2 separate regions of the Mus musculus genome follow, and region 1 is linked to region 2. The links are chromatin loops, found by intact Hi-C in ENCODE. Cell type or tissue: left cerebral cortex. All regions are shown on one strand. Each heading gives the region's core, and the rest is flanking DNA. Links, peaks and the distances in the headings are about the cores only.

Region 1 (5,156 bases), core at 1-2,500, 230 kb before region 2:
ATCCTGTCTTCCTGTCTTATCCTCAAGAAAACTCATTGAGTTTGGAAGAAATTGCAGGACTGGATGGAGAACAATTATCTGTAAGAAAATACTTCCAAAATGAAGAAAATATGGTGTCTTAGTTGGGGTTTCTAGTGCTGTGAAGAGATACCATGACCAGGACAACTCTGATAAAGGAAAGCATTCAACTGGGACTGGCTTACAGTTCAAAGTTCAGTTCATTATCATCCTGGTAGGAAGCAGGGCAGTGTGCAGTTACACATGGTACTGGAGAAGGAGCTTAGAGTTGTACAGTTTGATCCTCAGGCAGCAGAAGGAAGACTAAGCCACTAGACCCAGCTTGAGCTACTGAGACCACAAAGCCTACCCCCTAGTGACACACTTCCTCTAGCACCTACTCCAACCAGGCCAAACCTCCTACTAGTGCCACTCCCTATTCAAACCACCACATAATGTTACACCTCTGGCTACTTACAGAGACTGTAGAGCTAGGAGTGTTGGTTCCATAGCCTGAAGAAGGCAACGAGGCCAAAGACCAGCGCCGTCCATCAGTCCTACAAGTAAAGAGAGAGAGAGAGAGAGGAGAGAGAGGAGAGAGAGGAGAGAGAGGAGAGAGGAGAGCAGAGAGGAGAGAGGAGAGAGAGAGAGAATATAATGAAATTCCTAGAGTCACACTCTGAGCTTCAGGGCCTGCCTGCTTGTGTCCATTAATACTTTTAGGCAGTTAATTCATTGTCTCATAACACAAGATATTGTCTGTCTAGCATGAGTTCTCACACTCTCTACTGTGTGGTTTTAATTTCAGAGCTAGCTACCAACACAAGAGTCTATGATCTTGAATAAGAGCAATAGTTATGGATAAGTCAGATGGCTCAGTAGGTAAAGGTGCTTGCCACCAAACCAAATTTGAACCCAGTACCCATATACTGGAAAAAGATCCTATAAGTGGCCCTCTGACCATTATGGTTAAATGTACACACACACACACACACACACACACACACACACACACACACACACGTCGATATGTGTGAAGACACCTATGTGACACAGCATGCATGTGGGAGTAAGGGAAATGTGCAGGAATAGGGTCTCTCTTCCTATCATGTAAGACTCAAGGATTAAACAAACTTAGGGCATTGGTGTGGCCATAAGCACCTGTGCCTGCTGAACCGTCTTGATAGCCCATAAAAAGTTCTTTTTTTTTCCTCTCTTGAAAGCTGGGCATGGTGGTACACAACTATAATGCCAGAACTTTTTGGAGGCAGAGGTAGGAAGATTTCTGTGAGCAGAAGGCGGCCGCGTCTACAAAGTAAGTTCCATGCCAACCTAGGCTATAAAGTGAGTCCTGTTTCAACCACCACAACAATTTTAAACGGAACATATGTTACATGGTTGGTGAGATGACTCATCAGGTAAACGTGATTGTCACCAAGCTTGATGACCTGAGTCTGATTCCAGGGACTCATGATAGGAGAGAGCTAACTCTCTGGAGCCTACTTTGTGAATTTTTATTTCAGAGGTAGCTACCTATCTCTGAAACAGAGAACAGGTCTATGGACTCCATTTATGTTCTGTGACATGGATGTGTACATACACATACACCTGATAAATGTAAACAACATAAAAAGAGGACTTTATGCCACACCCCATCACCCAGACAAATAATTACAAGTCCATGTTATAAGTGCTTCAGCTCAAAAGCCCGCTTAACCTTTCCCCAAGACGGCAAAGCAGACAGCCGTGCTTCTCTGTGGAGAGCTTCAGGGGAATTCTTTTGAAAACAGCAGAAAGTCTTCTCCAAAGTCAAACCAGACAAGTTAGCTCATTATTCTTCTACAAGGTTATTGCTGTTCTTTGACAAATATTCTTGAAGCCAACTTATGTGTCCTAGTAAATCCCAAGGAGCCTGTTATTATTTGCTATTGACTGATATTCATTTCAGACTCAAACAGTGTCTACTTCTTTCTGTCAATCCACTGGCCTAGGGAAGATCTTCTATAAAGGATGTACATATGGATATCAAAAAATGTCTTGTGGGACTTAGTTCTCTCCTTCTATCACATGGGTTCTGGAGATTGAACTCCTGTTGTCAGGTTTGGCAGCAAGTTACCATAACCTTCTGAGCCATTTTGCTGGTCCTCAAGAATTCTTTCTTTGAAGCTTGGAGGCATATCCTTCTCAAGGTGAATTTACCCTAGGAGTGCAGTAGATAGGAGTGCCCATGAAGGCCAGAAGCGGGCTTCCGCTGCCCTGGGACTGGAATCACTGATACTGAGAGAAGTCATATGGGTGCTGGGAACTGAATCCTGTCTTTCTAGAAGGGCAGCCAGTGCTATTGACCACTAGGCCATAGCTCTAGCCCTGACTTACAGAATTTCAAAACATCAACAATGTAGAATTTACAAGTTAATTTCCAATTATAGTTTGCATAATTTGTCTATTTGTTCAAGGTCTTAGTAATATCAGGGAATAGATTAAAAAAAAAAAAGAACGGGAAGAAATCTTGGTAGAACTCTTCCTTTTCAAGTATTCCTCCCCACTCTTACCAATATTATCTCGTTTTTCTACCATGATTTGTAAATGGGAGAGCTGGAGATTCATGCCACATGCAACTTCATGCTACTCAGACAGCCAGCTCACGTAAATTAGAATCTGCTGAAACTCAGTCTCTGAGGCAAAACACTGTCCAGTAGGGTGCTAAAACATGATGTTCTTTCTTACCTTTCCGATGGGTCCTGGGTGATCTACAAGAAAGCCACTCAAGTCCAAGAAAAAAGCTGGGCACAGATTAGTCAAGAATAACTCAGGGATGGATTTCCTATGACCTTCTCAAAATTTTTTTTTCATGGGTGATTTTCAGTCTTTAGATCAGTGATCCTCAACCTGTGGGGCTGTGACCCCTTTCAGGGATGAATGACCTCTCACAGGAGGCTCACTTAAGACCACTGGAAAGCACTGATATTTACATTATGACTCATAACAGCAGCAAAATTACAGTTAGAAAGAAGCAATGATAATAATTTTACGGCTGGACGTTACCACAGTCTGAGGAACTATATTAAAGGGTCACAGCGTTAGAGTTGAGAACCACTGATTTAGATGACAAAAGGAACCTCTCATAAGACAGCTACTTCTCAGTATACACTGAAGGGCAGGGACCAAAGTCAGTATGAAATGCAATCACTCGATGTCTGTTTCCTCTGTTCACCTCGCTGGGAATATGTGAGTCGAAGGGTGACTTGTCACTAGGCTTGAAAGCTTGCAAATTATTTAGCAAATACTGCCTCCAACACATGAACTCTGAGCCTCAGTTCCAACAGGGAGTACTGAGATCCCATATGCCCTCTTTCCTAGAAAGGCTCAATTTTCAAAACCACATTCAAAAAAGAAGTCATCACAACCAGTTCTCCCATCAAACACAGAGATCACATGCTATTCTGACTGACCATGCAAAGTAGTAGCCCAGCCCATCTCCCCATCACGCCCGTTATTACCTGTCTGTTCTGTGGCCATGGCTGCAGCGAAAAGACACACGTCATGAGAATCAAAGTGAACCAGTGTGAGCACTTCCACCCCAGGACTGTGTATAGCTTGCCAGAGACAAGCCTTTTGTTCAAGAACATGTGGCAGTTTGAAGTGGAACTGTATGGCACGTGGTATATCCTCACCATTCAACTATATCTGTCTTTTCTGTGATATGATACAAATCTGATCCTGAAGGGATCCTTACTCTACACACCTGGCTATCTTTCCTATATGTTCTGCAGGATAGCCTGGGGAATCACATTTCACAATGACAACTCAAATGTCACAGTCATGCTCAGACATGATTGGGTCACATTGTTTAATACCAAGCTTCAAAGCCCTTTGGCTATCCCTATTTCAAGTATAAATGAAACAGTTACAAGGGCATCAACAATACCTGCCATTCCATCTGCTTAGAATAGTCTCTATGTTTTCATCCACGGGTTCAGTGCAATAGCTACTTCTTAGCCTTCACAGGCGCCTTATATATCCACACAGTGGGAAGCCTGTTTCTATTCTTTTTTTTTTTTTTTTGGTTTTTCTAGACAGGGTTTCTCTGTATAGCCCTGGCTGTCCTGGAACTCACTTTTAGATGAGGCTGGCCTCGAACTCAGAAATCCGCCTGCCTCTGCCTCCCAAGTGCTGGGATTAAAGGCGTGGGCCACCACGCCTGGCCTGTTTCTGTTCTTTTCATTCATTTAATATTATTATGTTCCTTCCCTTTAAGATATTTATTAGTTTATAATTTTGTCTTCCTGGCCCCCTTTTTCAGAGTTAAGGATGGAACCAGGTCCTTCACTGAGCTAAACTTACAGCCTCCAGTTTATAAATATGTATTTCTTTGCATCTTCATTTACTGTCTTACTCAAACCACTCACTGGACTAATAAGCACTAAGGGCTTATTATTTACCAGGCTGCTGGTCTCAACACATTTAAGGTATCTTTAATTAAAACATGATTTGATTCTAGTTCAGGCAAGACAGAAAACATGAAAGCAAAATATTATGCCCTGGAAAGTACTACAGAGGTAATGAAATGCCTGCTTTAAAGAATGTTCAGACTGTGTGGTTAGAAAAGGTCTAAGGAAAGAAAATATCTAATAAAAATATTTTAAAAATAATATTTTGCTTCAATAAAAAAAAGAAAAAGTCTACGGAGATAGCATTTCATATGAGATGTGAGAAGAACGAGTCCACTAAGTTAAGGTCTAAACTACAATTTCCTTATTCCAGGACAAGTGCATAAGACTTTAGTAAGGGGGGGGCTGGAGAGAGGGCTCATTGGTTAAAAGCACTAACTGATCTTCTAGAGGTCCTGAGTTCAGTTCCCAGCAATCACATGGCGGCTCACAACCATCTGGAATGTGATCTGATTCCTTCTTCTGGTGTGTCTGAAGACAGTATTCATATACATAAAATAAATAAAAAATTCTCTTTTTTTAAAAAAGACTTTAGTAAGACTGAAAGCTCCATGTATCTCCACTGCGTTACTATGGAATAACTAAGCACCCAAAGAGCCTGACTCAAAATTTCTCAGTAAATATTTATTAACTGAATAAGAAATGACCCAAGGCCACCTTTGTGGATCTGATAACAGGTCTCATTGTTCCAGGCCATACTTAATTTGA
Region 2 (7,870 bases), core at 3,273-5,772:
TCTGGCAGAACAAAACCCCATCTGATCCCTCCCAAGAAAGCTAGGAAACCGGCTCCATAAGCCATCTGAGTGAAAGCTAGGACGGGGATATAAGACTTTGTTATTACCATGAGAAGTGGGGGAGCAGTAAAGGGGATTAACCCCGCCAGAGTTATATATAAAGCTGGCTTTGGGCTATCGAGTAGGTAAGTGATGGTGCTTCGTTTCTTTGGAGGAAGGACTGCCTTCTGCTTTTTAAAGTTGCATGGTGACACATGATAGCATTGTATCTTCCTCATACACACTTGAAATGATGGGGAAAGCCAAGTTCTTGGAGGCAAAGAGGAAAAGTTCTGCAGTAGACATGTCTTGAGAGAAAGTATGTCTATTCTGCCAGCTCCAAGTCTCACTGTAAAAGGGTTCTTCAGCATCTATGAAGGAAACAGAACCAGAAGACAAAGTTTAAAAATAAGAACACATGGTACAGAGAAATACATGTAGGCAAAACACCACATATATAAAGTAATAAATTGGAGGTGGGGGGGATGGCTCAGTGATTAGGAGCACTGGCTGTTTCTCCAGAGGATCCAGGTTTGATTCCTGCCACATGTGGTGGCTTACAACCAATTGTAATTCCAGTTCCAAGGAGATCTTACACCTTCTCCTAGCTTCCACACACATCACATACAGGTGGAACACAGATATACATGTAGGCAAAACACCCATACACATTTTTAAAAAAAAGCTCTTTAAAAAATATCACTTTGAAATTAAAAGGAGCACTACTTACCAGTCATGGTGAGCCCCGAGAAGCATGCAGGGACTGAGCTCCTGCTGGTCTTTACTCCTTTTGTCTTCAGTAAGAATGCTTTTCCTTCAGCTGCCTACATGGCCATTCTTCTTTTCTAACCTCCTATTTATGTTATATAATCCTGTCTATTATTTTCTGGTAGGATTTATTCTTATTTTCATGTGTGTGGGTACCCTCAGTGGAAGCTTCAAGTCCTTTAATGATGAATTAGCAGTGGTTGTGAGCCACCCAACATGGGTGCTGGGGTCAAACTAGAGCCCTGGTCCTCTCTATTTTTTTATTTTATTTATTTATTTATTGGTTTTTCGAGACAGGGTTTCTCTGTAGCTTATTTATTGGTTTTTCGAGACAGGGTTTCTCTGTGTAGCTCTGGCTCTCCTGGAACTCACTTTGTAGACCAGGCTGGCCTCGAACTCAGAAATCCGCCTGCCTCCCGAATGCTGGGGTTAAAGGCATGTGCCACCATGCCCGGCTTCTCTCTATTCTTGATATTCCCTATTCTCTTTCCCTGATGTATAGTACTCCATAGCAGTTATTATTTGACATAGTAAATATTTTACTTATTTATAATTTGCCCATTGTTTTCCTTCCTCACTTGAATACATATTTCTATATCTGCCATAGCCAAACAGTTATTGACAAATAGTGCTCAACTAACCTTTGAAGATGCTCCAGAAACTTTCTGGATGAAGTGTAGCATTCTGGTTTCTGCTCAGGGTTTTGTCCAGGGAAAATGCAATTCCGATTCATATATTTTTATAGTTGAGGGGGATGGCTGAATTTGAAGCAACGCCCTATACATAAAACAAGATATCGCTTAATTGTATACATTTTATACATTTATAAGAAGTCGTTGCTGGGCAGTGGTAGTGCACGCCTTTAATCCCAGCACTTAGCATTGGGAGGCAGAGGCAGGCGGATCTCTGAGTTCAAGGCCAGCCTGGTCTACAGAGTGAGTTCCAGGACAGCCAGGGTTATACAGAGAAACCCTGTCTCAAAAAAAACCCAAAACAACAACAACAACAACAAAAAGTCAAGAAAATCTCTTCGATGAAACATAATTTATTTTGATTTATTTATGTATTTATTTGCCAAAGTGTCACATATTAAGGAAATACGTTTTGTGCTGTTTTTGTTTTCTGAAGAATAATTTTAGTTTTGGCTGTTTGGTTTAATAAAAAGAGCAATGTGAAACTGAACATTTGGATTTAGCAAACATCTCTACCACTTCTTAGGCACCAGTGCCTCATCTTTAAAACTGACAGTTATACCTTTTGTTCCCAATAATCATATATTCTCTTTAGTTATTGTGTACTCGGGGCTGTGGAATTTTTACACTATAAATGAGAGCAGCCACAAATATCGCTTTGTTGTGAATCAAGCAATGTAATTAAATGTTTTCCATATATTCTCCACCTTTTGGAATTCAGTAACCAGTGGAGCACGTGTTTTCTAATTTTGGAGGATTATAATCAGGCTGAAGCCCTGAGACAGAAGCTGATGTGGAGATTAAAAAACTAAAAGCCGTGGCCAACTCGCTCATTCCACGAAAAAAAAAAATGACCAAATGTTTTCATTTCGCCAACGCAACTACCACAAACTGGAAGCTCCTAGCTGACATTTTAGCGACACGAGCGGAATTTAGACACAAAAGGTCCTTAAGACGCGTGGGGTAACTATACATCTATATACCAATACCAATCCTTAGTGACCCCACCACCACCTCCTTCCCAAAGTGTACCCTTGACAACCCTGAAACGTACTTGCCACCATCACACGGCGCAAAAGTTGAACAAATTCAACCAGAAACACCGAAACAACACTTCCGGCAACTGGAATCACACAGCCCCCCCACTTCCTGAGTGCAGGAAAATGGGTCCGGATGGGAATTAACGGTAGCAAGTTCCGACTCTTCTCTTTCCGTTTTTGAATGCTTCCCTCCCTCAGTTATTTTACATTATTTTTAATGTGGATGTTCATGCATGTGCCCACTCAGGCGAGAGGCTTGGATTCCCCACAGTATAGGTGCTGGGAGCTGATCTGAGGTTCTCTGTAAGAGCAGTAAGTGCCTTTAACCACAGAGCTGAGGGCTAGTCTAAAATATTCTAATTGAAGTCAGCTTTCAGATACCTTACAAGTCTCTGTTATGGGATCTCTAACCAGTTTAACACACACACACACATATTCAGGAAGTAGAGTACAATTTCTGAAATAACCCCCAGTAACAGTAGTGGAAGAAGCTAGGAGGAGACTTGGAGTTGGCTGATTTGGCCTACGGAATTATTTTATTTTTTTAAAGGCAGGATTGCCTGGAACGCTTAACTTGCAAAACAACGTTGTTGAGTCGACTGGACACATCTTCCTCCGCATTTGAGTCCTTTATTACTACCACTGGGCGAGAAAGAGGTGTTGATTTTGTTTTTACCTTATTCTCTATTACCTAGAAATTACATTGAGGAATACAGAAGACTGGGGCCCAACATTCAGAATTCTATGAATCAAAGTGTGGCGTTAGGGGCATTGAGCTTGAAGGTCATCCAGGAAGTAACATTGTTGAATTTATCCTCTGTGTGATTTATTCTAAGTCTCCTCTCCCACCCCCAACCTGCCATCTGTCGACCAAAAGGAACAGCTACCAAGTACTTCGAGCGTTCTTGGCTCCTTGTGTAAAAAGCTGAAGACAAAAAGGAGAGTTCATTTACGTAGGGACTCCTTTTTGACTACTTCCTCCATTCTAAGCAGTAAAACTAACTTCCTGAAACATTCGTTTTTAGTGAGACGCTGTCCGCCAGTTTTATTACCTTCTCTGGCAAGGTTGTACGGTCCCTTCCTGTCGTGCAATAGCCAAGAGAGTGCTTATAGACTCTTTTGGGGGTTTATTAGCAAAGACTGGGCTGGAGCAGATTTCAACCCTCCATTCTGGCGGCTCCGTGACGCCTGCAATGCCCATGAACTACAACTCCCGGCAGGTAGTGCGCCCACACCGCCGCGCATGCTCTAGTCCGGAGGGGCGGGAGTATGTGTGTGTCTATGGCTTGCCTAGGACTGTAGTTTCCACGGCGCGCGCCTGTGAATGGAGGGGCAAAGGTGTACAGGGCTCGGAAAACACACTCTTCCGCTACTTGTTTGACAATTCTAGTAGTTGGCGAAGCATCTGGTTCACAATCGAGGTGTGAGAAGGTGAAGAAAGAATGGGTGGGGGAAGAACTGGTACAAATATATCCTCCCATATTCACGTGCTCCCAGGCCGGAGGACCCGGCTGGGAGCTTTAAAGGGGCGTGCTGAATTCGGCTGGTCCTCGCCCCAAGAGCGGCACAAGGAGAGGCGAAGGCTTTGCGGAAGGGAGAGTGGACCGACCGGCGTCGCGCCGAAGGGCGCCGGGGGCGGGGCGGGAAGTAACCGCTGCAGGAGCAGCCCAACGTTTCCAGAGCGAGCCGCGGGCGCCCGGGCGGGGTCACGAAAGCTGGAGCTCACGCCTGCGCGTGCGCCGGTGCTAGTGGGCGTGAAGGAGGCGGGCCGAAGCGGCAGAGGGAGGGCCCAGCCGGCCGTCGCTCCTCCTCCACCCGCTCTGCCCCCTCCTGGGCCTTGTGGGCCGGGCAGCCATTTTGGGAAGAGCTTTGTTATGGTTGTGGGCTAGTCACCTCTGCTGGTCGGAGAAGCTGAGGACGCGTCCTCAGACGCCGCGAGTCGTCCTTGACCGTAGCCCCGCCGCTGCCGGGTGAGTATGGGTCCTGGACACCGAGCAGAAGGAGACCTGGAGTGGTCCCGGCACGGGCTCCGCCGGCACCTAACTGGCCGTCTAGGAAAACTAGTTAGAAGAAGGTCTTGCACAGGTGGTTGGGTGTGGGTCCGCCGGGGTGGACGAGGGACCTGGGAGTCGCCGAGTTGGAACGTCCCCCTCCCCCCCGCCAACGGGAGGAGTCTTGCACACTAGCGTCGCCGCGGCGGTTCCAGAGCTCTCCGACTTCAACTTCAGTTCCCGGTCGGAAACGCTCACCTGCGGCTCCGGCTCCTCTCCAGGAGTTCCGGCTTGATAGTGGTTGAGTGATTTGGTTTACTTGGGTTTTATTATCATTATTATCATTACTATTATTATTATTATTATTTTACCTTTCTTTAAAATAAGAGCCGAAGGCTTCTGTTTTCCAGTTAAGAGAAACTTAACGAGGAAAAAGTCGTGTAAGTCAAATGTGGACTATCTGGGCGAAAGGGAACTTCCACGCCCGGAGTCGCGGTTCTCTGGGGTAGGGAGACCTTTTCAACTTCAGATTGTCTTACTGGTTATCTACCAAACTCCGTCCCATTGGAGTGGAAGTTTGATTAGTTGAAGTGGCTTAACTAGTCGTTTTTATTCCATGCTAAATCTTCCCAACCCATAAAATTCAAAAGATACTGAATCTAAAATGGCTGTAGCCTGAGGAAGAACCCTGTTTAAATGCTTAAATATAATAACATTTCAGTCGTTTTTTCCCCTATGGGACGTTTTCTCTTAGGAGTTTTTGACAATTGGTACCTTTGAAGAGGGTAGGTGTAAGCGAAGGTGAGGCTCAGGAAGTTTACTGCAAAAGTTTACATAAGAATGGGTGCGGTTTTTTGTTTTTGGTAGTTGTGAATAGTTCTGAAATTGTGCTGTGGTATCAGTTTTGTCTGCCACTTTTGTACTCTGAGGTTGGCATGTATAATGTGTTGAATAGTTTAACTTTGATAACTCTTACCCGGAAAACCAGAAGTTAGTGGTGGTTCATGGTTTTTGTTTAGTAATAAAGCCACTTTTTTTGTAAATCTCATCAAAAACTAAAGAGTATTAGACGCCAGTAGACAGATTTGTAGTTTGTTGGTGGTCGAATGTTTTTTGTTTTCAAAATGGGTTTGTCAGTGTAGCCCTGCCTATTCTAGAACTCACTCTGCAGTCCTTGCTGGGCTTGAACTCAGACCCTGAGTCCTGGGATTAGAGCGCTTTTATCACTTCTGCTCCACTCATGAGGTCTCATGTTTTTTATGGTAGTTTTCACCTCAGAACCCAAGAAATTTGGGCATTTACAAAATAAAGAAACAATTTTGCAAGTGAAAATATATTCTGAAGTGTAATGCTAGGTCCTTCTCTCCCACTTTTTTTTTTTAACTAAAGGCAAGCTTCGCTTACAAAACAAAACAAAACAAAAAGACCCTGCCAGAAGTGCAAAAAAACAATAGCAAATTTTAATTTTTGGAAAGGTGTGATTGAGTGAAATTTCTGTCTATTTAAAAGATAAGATAGAGTGCAAATTGTGGATCTTTGACGATCCATTCCCAGGATAAACTGCCACCTTTCATAGAGTTGGTTTCAATTACATTTATATATTCATTTAGACGGTAAAATTTTTGTTCTAGGAATTTTTTTCTTATGTATATGGGTAGTGTGCCTGTATGTATTCCTGTGTAAACGTACATATAGGTCCCATTGAGGTCAGAAGATAATGGATCCCCTGGAACTGGGGTTAAAGACAGTTGTGAGGTGGTGTCATGTGAGTGTTGGGAGTCAAACCTGGGTACTCTGGAAGAGCAACAAGTGCTCTTAACTGCTAAACCATCTCTTCAAAAGCCCAGGAAATATTTATTTACTTATTTATTTTGTTGGTCTTGGAAGAAAATCATTTAAAGTTCTTTTTGAAAATTAGAATTGCTTTCTGTCTTGACATTATTTTACAGTACTAAATTCACCTTTTTTACCTTTCTTCTGAGTGTTCTAAAATGGCTTGCATTTATTTGTTAGTCTAACCTTTCAGTTTATTGTGGACAGTGTGCTTTAAGAATTCGTGAAGTTGGGAGACGGAATGGGAAGCCTTTATTTTGAAGTAACAGAATTCTTTTTTGTTTGTTTGTTGTTGGTTTTTTTTTTTTTTTTTGGAGTTTTTTTGGAGTTTTTTTCTGTGTAGCCTTGGCTGACCTGGAGCTCACTCTATAGATCAGGCTGGCCTGGAACTGGGTTCCATCTGCCTTCAAATGCTAGAATTATCTAAAGGAGTATACCACCCTGTCAGGCTTTTTTTTTTTTTTTCTTCCTCCAACCATTTTAATAATTTGTACATGATAAGAAATCTGTGAGTGTACTTGTGTGTGTTTCTGTATACATAGAGACACACAAATTTGTTGAGACAGAGTACTACTATGTAGGACAGTGGTTCTCAGCCTTCTAATGCTGAGCCCCTTTTAATATAATTTCCCATGTTGTGGTGAGGAATTCCCACCATAAAATTATTTTGTTTCTACTTCATAACTTTAGTTTTTCTGCTTTTAGGGATTATAATGTAAACATCTGTTATGTGACCCCCTTAAGCCCACAGGTTAAGAGCCACTGGTGTAGATTCATGCTGATCCAGAACTCACAGAGATCTACCTGCTTCTTCTGCCTGTCCTATGCTGAAATTAAAGGCATTCTCCGCTGTATCTGGCTACTTTTTATTTTCAGTGTAGGCGATTAAACCCAGTCTAGTGTATGCTACAAAACATACTGTCACTAAACTATATACCACCAGCCTATAATTTATTTTCTAAAGTATGAATTAATTCTGTTATTAACATGCATGAATATTTTGCCGGTGTGTATGAGTGTCACGTTTGTCTGGCACCCTCGGAGGTCTGTGTTGGGCCTTGGATCCCTGGGACTGGAGTTACAGACAATTGTTAGCTTGGGTTCTTGGAATTAAACTCTGGTTCTCTGAAAGAGCAATTGGTCTTAACCACTGATCCAGATCTCCAGCCCATATGATTGATTTATGGTTTCTCAAGCTAGCCCTGACTGTCCTCAAACTTTGTAAACTGCTGGCATGAACTCAGAGATCTACCTGCCTCTGCTTCCCGGTTGCTGGGATCAAAGGTGTCTACTGCCACTGCCCCATTCTTTCTCTCTCTCTCTCTCTCTCTCTCTCTCTCTCTCTCTCTCTCTCTCTCTCTCTGTGTGTGTGTGTGTGTGTGTGTGTGTGTGTGTGTAAGTAAGTAAGTACACTGTTGCTCTCTTCAAACACACCAGAAAAGGGCATTGGATCCCATTACGTATGGTTGCTGGAAATTGAACTCAAGATTTCTTAAAGAGCAGTCGG

What was found. A loop is a pair of places that touch in the nucleus more often than their neighbours do. Peaks named below come from ENCODE experiments on the same cell type or tissue, not always from the same donor. Only the 100,000 strongest peaks of a DNase experiment are listed, where the experiment ranks them.
Region 1: it touches region 2 in a loop (2.3-fold over the local background); 2 of 42 quality-filtered maps call a loop at or near these places.

Annotation. Positions count from the first base shown.
Region 1 is chr4:116,329,916-116,335,071 of GRCm38, forward strand. It overlaps Mast2 (microtubule associated serine/threonine kinase 2), which reads right to left. Exons shown (of 30, transcript NM_001369061.1): 7 at 3,498-3,518; 8 at 476-554. Among named protein-coding and RNA genes, the nearest start is that of Pik3r3, 110 kb to the left of the region's middle. In left cerebral cortex, for the core only: no CTCF peak of the experiment used is centred there; a DNase peak (open chromatin) is centred at 1,375.
Region 2 is chr4:116,553,320-116,561,189 of GRCm38, forward strand. Gpbp1l1 (GC-rich promoter binding protein 1-like 1) reads left to right here and starts at 4,339. Exons shown (of 12, transcript NM_029868.3): 1 at 4,339-4,509. Tmem69 (transmembrane protein 69) reads right to left here and starts at 2,624. Exons shown (of 3, transcript NM_177670.4): 1 at 2,554-2,624; 2 at 1,449-1,584; 3 at 1-410. The coding sequence starts at 1,490. In left cerebral cortex, for the core only: a CTCF peak has its summit at 4,379 (motif pointing left); DNase peaks (open chromatin) are centred at 3,432, 3,780, 4,283 and 4,658; H3K4me3 peaks cover 2,500 bases; H3K27ac peaks cover 1,830 bases.